2 separate regions of the Homo sapiens genome follow, and region 1 is linked to region 2. The links are chromatin contacts, found by Hi-C or POLR2A ChIA-PET in ENCODE. All regions are on one chromosome and are shown on one strand. Each heading gives the region's core, a stretch centred on a gene start or an enhancer-like site at or near the end of the contact. The rest is flanking DNA. Distances are from core to core; before and after follow the strand shown. Region 1 overlaps BSN (bassoon presynaptic cytomatrix protein). Region 2 overlaps BSN (bassoon presynaptic cytomatrix protein).

Region 1 (5,152 bases), core at 2,303-4,802, 35 kb after region 2:
TTTGGGTGGCTAAACAGACAGAATTGGATTGGATGTGGAGGGTAGGAGATGGAGATAGAGAATTTTTCTGTTTGGGCCATTGCCAAGTTGAAGGTGCCTGACAAATCTAAGACCCTGGCATGAAACAGGCAGGTTGGGATGGAGACTTTTGTTTCATATTCACAAGCATATAGTGACATTTAAAGTGCCATAGGAGAGATGTGGACAGAGAGAAGAGGTGTCAGGATCTGGGCTCCCCAGCACTGAGAAGAACCCAGCAAAGGTGGCTGGCAAGGATAAGCAAAGAAGAGTAGAAAGGCCAGCAAGTGGAGGGCCAAGGGATCCAGGAGGGGAGAATATCTGAGCAGTAGTGGGGAGTCAACTGCCAAGAGCCCATCACAGGAGCTCTTGATGCCTTGCTGGGTGGAGCAAAACAGAACAACCAGGTTGACAAGTCATTTTTACCCCCAACCTCAAGTTATGAATATTTTCAAGCCTACAAAATTGTTGAAAGAATTGTACAAGGAACACCCACAAAGCCACTATCTGGATTTATAATGAACCCCTCCTCTCCTGGCTTTATCACGTATCCATTCTACCATCTATTTGTTCTTCTGTCTGTCCATCTATCCATCCATCTTTTTGTTGAATGTCAAAGTACATTGCAGTGGGCCAGGCATGGTGGCTCACACCTGTAATACCAGCACTTTGAGAGGCGAAGGTGGGAGGATTGCTTGAGCCCAGGGATTCAGGAGCAGCCTGAGTAACATGGCAAAACCCTGTCTCTACCAAAAAAAATACAAAAATTAGCTGGGTGTGGTGGCGCCATGCCTGTAGTCCCATCTACTCGGGAGGCTGAGGTGGGAGGATCACTTGAGTCTGGGAGGTGGAGGTTGCAGAGAGCCATGATCATGGCACTGCACTTCAGAACCAGACCCTGTCCCCCTCCAAAAAAAAAAAAAAAGTACATCGCTGATATCAGTATACTTCCCACTAAGCACTTCAAGCGTATCATTAACTAGAGTTCAGTATTTATTTAAGGTTTCTCTTTTTTAGCTAAAATTTACATATAATGCAATGTACAGCAATTAATTATTCCAGTCGGTGAGCTTTGAGAAGTGGTCTGCAGCTCAGCCCCATGTGGGTTGCAGGTCATCTGGAGTGACCATGGAAGTCATTTAGCAGGAGTTTAAGAGGCGAGGGCCAAGGACTTGCAGGCCAGGATAAAGGGGCCTGGAGGGAGGGCAGCAGAAGCCAGGAGGGGAAGCTGGGCATGAACCAAAGGGTCCTGGGGATTTTAAGGAGAAGTTGAGGCTAGTCCAAGGGTCCAGCCTCTCCTGGAGAGGGTTACTGGTGACTAAGAGGAGTGTGTATGGGGAGGGTGCAGGGGAGTTGGCCAGTCATGGATGGGGTGTGTTACAGGGTACACCAGATCATCCTGGGTCGGGAGGGGGGCTGTCCAGAGCAGTGTGGGAGGAGTTAAGAGATATTGAGGGCAGAGAGACAGATGTGTCCAGGGATCAGCAAGGGGACGGATCCTCTCCCTTTCGTGGAGATCCAAGCCAGTGAGGTCTTCTAGCCCCAGGTGCGATTAGGTTCAGCCTCCACTCCCCAGATCCTGACCTCAGATGTTGGGCAGGTTCCCAAGACCTTCCTCAGGGCTCTGATAGATTGGCACAGGCCTCCCCTGGCTGGTCCAGCTCTGGATCAGTGTGACCCTGCCCACTGGGACCCTGTGGTACCTGCTTCCTAAGCCTGAGGTCAGCTAGCTGACAGTAAGGTGCTAGATGGGGCAGGCAACATGTCTATTGCTGTACCAGGGTGAGTATCCAGGCTAGGCCTGACTCCCTCCCTCTCAGCTGCCACCTTAGCTGCCCTTCTGCACATCGGCCTGTCCTTGTTGTCCAGGGGGCATGGGAAGGTATGTTCCTCCTGATGAGACCTGGCCAGTGACTCATAGCCCAGAAAGGCATATAGTCACACTGGCCAGTGGGGCCCTCCCAGGAACCTCTAGATTTGGCACCTGCAGGGAGGGCTCCTTTATGAGCTGTTTCTGTGATGTTTCAACTTGTACCAAAATGGAAAGCATAAATGCGGCATCAGGCGTGATGTCAGTGCTGAGTGATCTGAAACACTGAATGCCTGCTCTCCCTGGTAGGGCTGGGGCTCTCCACAGGAAGAAGGCTGAGTGACGTCTGCAACCTTCCTTTTCCTTGCTGCTGGGGGGGTGAGAGGAGGCGAGTGGGAAGAGAACATGTGACTTCGGGGGGCTCTCAGAGCTTCCTGACAGCCATGGAGGTGACCGTGAGGTAGACTCCACCCTGTGAGCATCCTTTGGGGCCAGATATGGCAAGCAAGGCTGAGTCCCACCCTTGAGGGCTGAGACACTCTGTGCAGCCAGTGTTCCTGCAGGGAAGATGTAGAAGCTCTTCCCAGAACTGCCCTCCTTGCTCCAGAGCCCAGTGGAGGAATTACCAGGGAGTGACCATTGCAGACAGATCACAGCTGCTCATTCAACTTAGAGTTCATACAGCCTCCAGCTTGGGCCCCAAGCCTCTGGATCCTTGGCCAGTGCCACCTTAGCTGCCCTTCTGCACACTGAATAGTTTGAGTAAGGAAGCAGCTAAAAAAGACTCTTCTCAGGGAGAAAGTCCTCTCAGAGCTACAGAGCCCACAGGGTCCTATGTTTCCAAGTCCCTAGCAGACAGGTGGCAGTGGCTCCCTGCAAAGCCTGTAGGAAGGCTTCCTGCAGCTTCTGCTTCCCCCACCTCTTAAACCACCTCTTGACCTTGTACTGCACTGAGCCTTCCCATCCTTACTGCCACTTAGGCCCCCACTGGGTCGGGGTGCACGGGCTTCCATGGAGGTCCCTACCAGTCCTTGGAGATGGCAAGATGGGCTTCCTTGCTAGCAAGAAGAGTCAGCTCATTCAAAGCTAATGTCTGACAGAGCTGTCCACCTTAGGGTAGCCCCAGGAAGGCTCCTGAGACACGAGGCTCGTGGCTGGTAGCCTGCACATCTCCTGCCCATGTGCCAGATCAGGATCTTGGAGGTATTAGACAGCAGAACCCTAGCTGAGGCTTCTTGTCACACTGGTAAAAGGATAGTCCCTCTGATTCTGATGGAGAGCCAGCTTGGAGAGGGCCTAGGAGCCACAGGGAGCCTTCTGGGTTCAACCTCTTGATGAGGAGGCATCACTGTGTGCAGCTAAGGAAGGCTCTAACTGTACTGGCACTCAGGCCAGTGGAGTCTGCCACAGAACTATTCATGTATACCCAGGCTGGGTGGGCGGGTGGGTTGGGGTGCACAGCCATCATCTCTCTCCCTACCCCGTGGACAGCCTCCATCCCCCTGAGTGTGGGGATAGGGGCCTTGCAGTATGGAGGAAGAGACTGAGGTTGGGCTCCTCCCAGGAAACTGCTGGGGATCTGTCGGGGAGGCAGAGAGGGGGATGTATTGCTGGCCTCAGAGAGCTCCCTCAGCCAGTGTCCTCCTTAGGAGGCCTTGCATGCTGGGCCTGAGCCTGGGAGGGGCTGTGGGGAGGGTGCGGTCAAGGTTCCTTACCGTCTGGAAGAGGCTGGATAGAAATAGCTGCACCCATCTGGGCGATGAGTCACTGAGGGGCGTTTCAGCCTTTTCTTGGAGAAGTTCTATTTTAGGTGAGATGCCTGTGCCACAGCCTGGATGACAGGGGCTGGGGAAAGGAAAGTTCTGGCGGTGAGTGCAGGCGGTTTGGCACGTGCCTTTGTTCAGCCTGATTCAGAACCCCAGGGACAGTCACCCCAAAGTTGCAGGATAAGAAGCCTTACCTCCTAAATTCCCTTTCCCAGGAAGAAGTCTCACCTCAGGGCATGCTGCAGTGCCCAGGTGAATGAGAGAGATGGGACGTTGGGTGTGGGCTGGGCACCCACGGGAAGAACTGAATTTGTGGCTGCCACCCTGGGCCAGAGGCTGAGCTTCCCCTCTGAGGAGTAATCCCCTTCCAGGGTCCCTCTCTGGATGAGTAGAAATGGCCTGCTCTGGGGAACTCTCACTTTGATGGGAATAAGCCCCTCCCTCCCAAGAATGACCTTTCTAAAGAGGTCTTTAGACTGGGTTCAGGGACTGAAATTGTTTTCTCTCTGGCTTTCTCTACCCAAACATAGACAAAGCTGCCTTGCTTCTTTCTTTCTTTTTCTTTTTTTTTTTTTTTTTGAGACAGAGTCTCGCTCTGTTGCCCAGGCTGGAGTGCAGTGGCATGATCTCGGCTCACTACAACCTCTGCCTCCCAGGTTCAAGCGATTCTCCTGTCTCAGCCTCCCAAGTAGCTGGGACTACAGGCATGTGCCACCACACCCGGCTAATTTTTTCTATTTTTAGTAGAGACGGGGTTTCACCATGTTAGCCAGGATGGTCTCGATCTCCTGACCTCATGATCCGCCCGCCTCTGCCTCTCAAAGTGCTGGGATTACAGGCGTGAGCCACGGTGCACGGCCTGCCTTGCTTCTTAAAAAGCATTTGGGTGGGTTAATTGTTCCCAGCTAGTGGGATGGCTTCTCACCTCACTGCCTCGGCATCACTGTTCTTAGAGTTTCTAGAACTGGGATTGGCCTTTGGGGGGCTCTGCCAGGGTTTGCAGTGCTGACTTCTAGAGCCTGACTTGGCCTTTGGAAGAGGCAGGACTACAGAAGGCACCAGGCTCCAGGCTGTCCAGGCTGTGGTTTAGGAGCTACGCAGAGCTGTCAGGGCTGATCTTGCCAGCAGCAACACTTCCTAGCCAGGGAACCATTGAGAACACATTGCTAAAACATCTCAGATCTTGGTTTTCTCTCCTGTGAGGACAAAATGAGAGAATGCCTGTGAACATGCCCTATGTGGTGCTTGGCACAAGGGGGTGCTTGCCAAAGTGCAGTGTTCTCCCTCTTCTTGGCTGCTGCCCTTGGGTTGCTGGGATAAGGCACCTGAGCCCAGGTCCCCCAACTGGCAAGTCAACCTGTAGCAGTAGCCCTGGGGCCTCAAGGCAGAGAGCAGGGCTGGAGCCACGTGTGGGTAAATAAAAGGGGCCTTCTGCCCCAGAGATGAGACGGCACCTTCCCCTGGTGATGACTGGGTGGCCAATAGGGTGCATTTAGAACCTCTGGCTGCAACCACAGACAGAGAACAACCTTGGCCTCCAGCCTCAGCTCTGGTTGAT
Region 2 (4,968 bases), core at 1,675-4,174:
AGCGTGCAGGGGCTGTGAGGAGGCCAGCCTGGCTGGAAAGGAAGGCTGGACTAAGGGATTTCCGTACATGAGGTTGAGTAGGGTGGTGAGACCAGAAGCCAAGGGCTTGGAATGTCAGGCTAAAGCATTTAGACTTGAGTCTAAAGGTGGCAGAGGACCAGGTGCAGTGGCTTATGCCTGTAATCCTAACACTTTGGGAGACTGAGGTGGAAGGATCTTCTGCTCAAGCCAAACTCCATGGCTGGAGCACAGGATTTTGGGACCAGCATAGGCAACACAGTAAGACCCTGTCTCCACAAAGGTAAAAATAAAAATAAAAAAAATTAGTCGGTTGTGGTGAAGCGTGCCTGTAATCTCAGCTGCTCTGTAGGCTGAGACAGGAGGATTGCTTGAGCCAGGGAGGTCGAGGCTCTAGTGAGCTGCAGTCATGTCACTGCACTCCAGTCTGGGTGGCAGAGCAAGACCCCATCTCTAAAAAATAAATAAGTAAATAAAGGTGGCAGAGGAACCCTTGAAGATTGCTGAGGTTTGTTAAGGAAATTCTTCTGGCTCCTGTGTATGGCATGCATGGAGGAGGGGAGCCTGTAGCCCTGGGAATGAGTGGAGGCTGTAGTCATAACCCAGAGGCCTCATCTTGGAGCCAGTGACAGAGGTGACTGAGACAGAAGAATGGCCCCCCAGGAATGAGGAAGGAGTAGGTGAGGAGCCATCCCCAAGGCTTAGTCAAGGCAGGGCAAGAAGCCCCAGTTTTTTATCCTTAGCTCCTGCGATATGGTCAGTGGCCAGTGGTAGATATCAGCTCTCTCAGAGAAACCCCTCTAGGGGAACAGACAGGAGAACTGGTTCTCCAAGAGGAAGGCAAGTAGGGAGTGCCCTGGGCTCCAGAGAAAGGCAGCTAGTGGCTTAGAAATATGGCCAGAAAAACTGGAGGGACAGAGTAAGTGGTCTGCAGTGCAGGTGGCAATCGTTAGAGCCACCTGGATGTCACATGTGAGACCTTCCCCTATAAGGTTGTGCAGGAGTTAAGGAGGTTCTTGTACTTCTGGGCGTGACAGCATCCCATGTGCTCAGCTCTCCCTTCCTTTCCAAGGTTTCATGGGGTGTACCAGTGCCTGGAAGACTGGAGAGACCTGAATAAGAGCATGGCTTCTTTGAGGTTCGTCTTCTGAGTATAGCACCTCCCTCCAGTGCCAGCTTGTGGCTCTGTGTCTTGGCCAAAAAGTTGAGGGTGAAGCCAAGTCTGGCAAATAGAGCCCAAGGCTTGGGTGGGAGGACCAGGAGCTGATTTCTCTGGAGGCCGTCATTCTTACTGAAGCTGCTCCATGGTGTCGCTTTCAGAGTGAAGGCTGATTTTGAGTGTAACCTGGTTTATATCCAGTCTCAGAATGACACCAGAACAGTTTTCCAGTTTTTGTATGTATCACTAGCATGGTTTGCTTCTGAAGTATTTATTCTTTTATTTTTCAAAAGGAGGTAGTTATTAGATTTCTGAAAACTGTAGGATTTGTTTAAATGAGTCACAGCATTTGGCTGAAATAGAGAGGACTCCATCTGTTGCTTTTGCGTGGTCCCCAGTTCTGTTCTATGACTGAGCTATAAGAGAAGCAGGAGAACTTGGTGTTCCCTGAGCTCACCATCACTGGCCCTGCCTGTCTGACACAAGCCTTGCCCTAGTAGAGATGTGGGAAAGTGGGCCCTGTTTCCTGAGAGCCTCTCTACTTGGGACCCCTTTAATTAGCCTACTGTGTTTGGGTGAGTTGGGGTAGGGGCTGGAGCCAAGGGCTCCTCATCCACTGAACTCCACCAGCTCTTTCCTTGGAGTGCCCTTGAGTTTGCCCCTTGGATCAGAAAGAGGAACATCCATTGCAGGGTGATTTCCTCAGGTCCTCTTGACCTGCTGTGCTCTGATGCTCTCCTCTGTGTCCCTGGGGCAGCAGGACAACTCATTCTGACTGAATTCGCCCCAGGGCAACTGGCAGTGCCTCAGGTCAGGAAGGGTCATGGAGCATGAAACAATACAAGGGAAAGGGCACCAGCTGGGGGAAGGAGAGACCTAGGTACCAATCCTTGCTCTGCCTTGCTCTGCCTTATATGTGTCACTTCCTCTCTTTAAATTTTTTTTTTTTTTTTTTTAGCCAGAGTCTCACTCTGTCTCCCAGGCTGGAGTGCAATGACACTGTCTTGGCTCACTGCAACCTCCGCCTCCTGGGTTCAAGTGATTCTCTTGCCTCAGCCTCATGAAAAGCTGGGATTACAGGCACACACCACCACGCCCAGCTAATTTTTGTATTTTTAGTAGAGATGGGGTTTCACCATGTTGGCCAGGCTGGTCTTGAACTTCTGACCTCAAGTGATCCATCCGCTTGGCCTCCCAAAGTGCTGGGATTACAGGCGTGAGCCACTGCAGCTGGCCCTCTCTTTAAATCTCAATTTCCTCGTCTAGACCTCCAGTGCAGTGCTGTTATGAGGATGATTAACTGATGGGTGTAAAATGTCTGTCGCATGCTAAGAAACGACCAGTTTCTGATCTTCTCCCATAGTCTGGCCTCCTCTCTTCTGCACACTCTGCCCCTTCTTCAGATCACGCTCATGGGCAGAGTGAAGGGAGAGGTGTGCTGTGAGTCAGGGCATGGCACGGAAGATGCTGACATCCCACGCAGCTCCCTGCAGTGTTGCTCCTGGCACTTCATGCTTGGCCAGCAGATTCAGCCTGACCCACTTGGCCATACCTGCCTCTCACTGGGCAGCTGGGGCCTGGTCTTCCACATCTGTGGCCAGGGCTGGGCCCCTCAAGTCATGCCCCTCCACTGCTGGCCCCTCAAGGACAACCAGCCTGGAAACTTGAGGGCCGCAGGTCCCACCCTGATGCCTTCCTGCTTTGCGCTAGGCCTGGGGAAAGCCTCTGAGCTGTCACAGGAAGTGTGCTTGCCTCTGTGACTCACCCACCTCTTGTTGGTGGTTGCTACCTGGCTACTGTGGAACCTAGGTAAACTGTTCCTCCTATGGGGCCAGTTGAAGTGGTGGTGAGCAGATGTCACCAGCCTTGCCCAATTCCTTCTTTGGTTCCTGACTTCTTAGGGTGTATCTTAGGAGTTGCCTGCTGAGGTTGCCACCCTAGGCAGTGTAGGCCTGTTAGATTATACCATGATTATTGAATGAGCAAATGACTGGAGCTTTGTCTAAGAGGGCCCTCATGTATGAGGAGTGCTGAGTAGACCCTATGGGTCAGGAAGAGGATGAAGGTCTGCAGGTTTGTGGGTGTGTTAGGTGAAGCCTACCTCATGGTAGGAACAAGGTGAGGATCTCTGCAGTCCATTAGAAGGGTTCTCTGATCTTACACGGGGATTCTCTCTTTCTCTGTGAATTCACATCATATAAAATTAACCAATTTAAAGTGAACAATCCAGTGGTATTTAATGCATTCACAATATTATGCAACCATCACCTCTATCTAGTTCCAAACCATTTTTGCCACCCCAAAAGAAAACCCCACACTCATTAAGCAGTTGCTCCCCATTTTCCCCTCCCCTTCTAACCACTAGTCTGCTTTCTGTCTCTATGGATTTATCTATTTTGGATAGTTCATATAAATGGAATCATAAAATAGGTATCCTTTTGTGCCTGGCTTCTCTTACTTGGCCTAATGTTTTTAAGGTTCATCCACATTGTAGTATGCATGTATCAGTACTTCATTGCTTTTGTTTTATCTTGTTTTGTTTTATTTATTGTGGTAAAATATATGTCACATAAAATGTACCTTTTTTTTTTCTTCTAAAGAGATGGGGTCTCACTATGTTACCCAGGTTGGCCTTCAACTCCTGGGCTCAAGTGATCCTCCTGCCTCAGCCTCCTGAGTAGCTGGGACTACAGGTACATGCCACTGTGCCCAGCTCAAAATGTGTCATTTTAACCATTTTTAGGTGTACAGTTCAGTGGTATTAGATACATTCACATTGTTGTTTAGCCATCACCACCATCCATCTCCAGAACTTTTTCATCATCCCAAACAGAAACTCTGTACCCATTGAACAGTAGTAACTCCCCATTTTCCCCCAGCTCATGATAACTACTGTTTTAGTTTCTATCTCTATGAATTTGACAATTCTAGGTACCTCGTGTAAGTGGAATTCTACAGTATTTGTCCTTTTGTGACTGGCAAATTTCACTTATCGTTTCTTGAAGGTTCATCCATATTGTAGCATGTATCAGAATTTCCTTCCTTTTAAGGGTCGAATAATACTCCATTGCATATATATAACACACTTTTTTTACCCATTCATCTATCAGTGGACATGGTTGCTTTCACCTTTTGGCTAGTGTGAATGATGCATAGATTCTTGAGTACTGCAACAGCCTGGTGGACAGCTGGAGCAGGGACATACATTTGAGCACTGGACAAGATGCTGAGGTTTCAGAATGGGTCCAGGAACACAGTCTGCTCCCATTTCCCAGGCCTCCCACACCTACATCCCCCACCCCTCCCCATATTTCCCCTGACTACACCCCTTCAGCCACACTGGCGTGCTTGCTGCTCCCTACCTGCAATCCACAACCCCGCCTCAAAGCCTAAGACCCTGTCATTTCTTCCTCTGGGATGTCCTTCCCAGGGCCTTGGCATGGCCTCTCCCAATATATTAATATTTGCAGGCTGGGCGCGGTAGCTCACGCCTGTAATCCCAGCACTTTGGGAGGCTGAGGTGGGCAGATCACCTGAGGTCAGGAGTTTGAGACCAGCTTGGCCAACATGGTGAAACCCCATCTCTACTAAAAATACAAAAATTAGCCAGACATGGTGGTGGGTGCCTGTAATCATAGCTACTTGGGAGGCTGAGGCAGGAGAATTGCTTGAACCTGGGAGGTGGAGGTTGCAGTGGAGACCATGCCATTGCACTCCAGCCTGGGCAACAAGAGCGAAACTCTGTCTCAAAAAAATATATATATACATATATATACATATATATTTTATAT

Evidence for each region. A loop is a pair of places that touch in the nucleus more often than their neighbours do. ChIA-PET counts read pairs that join two places held with the same protein, here RNA polymerase II (POLR2A). Pooled maps may share reads with other maps.
Region 1: a map of PC-9 shows a loop between it and region 2 (4-fold over the local background). The contact joins two enhancer-like sites. A Hi-C loop is called at or near these places in 3 of 168 maps with a recorded cell type or tissue (PC-3, PC-9 and dorsolateral prefrontal cortex) and 1 of 50 pooled maps. POLR2A ChIA-PET finds 5 or more read pairs at or near these places in 3 of 52 experiments (HEK293, HEK293T and activated naive CD4-positive, alpha-beta T cell).

The regions. Positions count from the first base shown.
Region 1 is chr3:49,635,044-49,640,195 of GRCh38, forward strand. All of the region lies in intron 2 of BSN (bassoon presynaptic cytomatrix protein), which reads left to right. Among named protein-coding and RNA genes, the nearest start is that of APEH, 37 kb to the right of the region's middle. RefSeq lists enhancers at 3,147-3,648, 3,649-4,148. Within about 2 kb of position 3,553, at least 3 of the 41 ENCODE cell types and tissues checked have a DNase peak (open chromatin) inside an H3K27ac peak, as active enhancers do.
Region 2 is chr3:49,600,332-49,605,299 of GRCh38, forward strand. The region is part of intron 1 of BSN (bassoon presynaptic cytomatrix protein); the gene reads left to right. Among named protein-coding and RNA genes, the nearest start is that of BSN, 48 kb to the left of the region's middle. Within about 2 kb of position 2,925, at least 4 of the 41 ENCODE cell types and tissues checked have a DNase peak (open chromatin) inside an H3K27ac peak, as active enhancers do.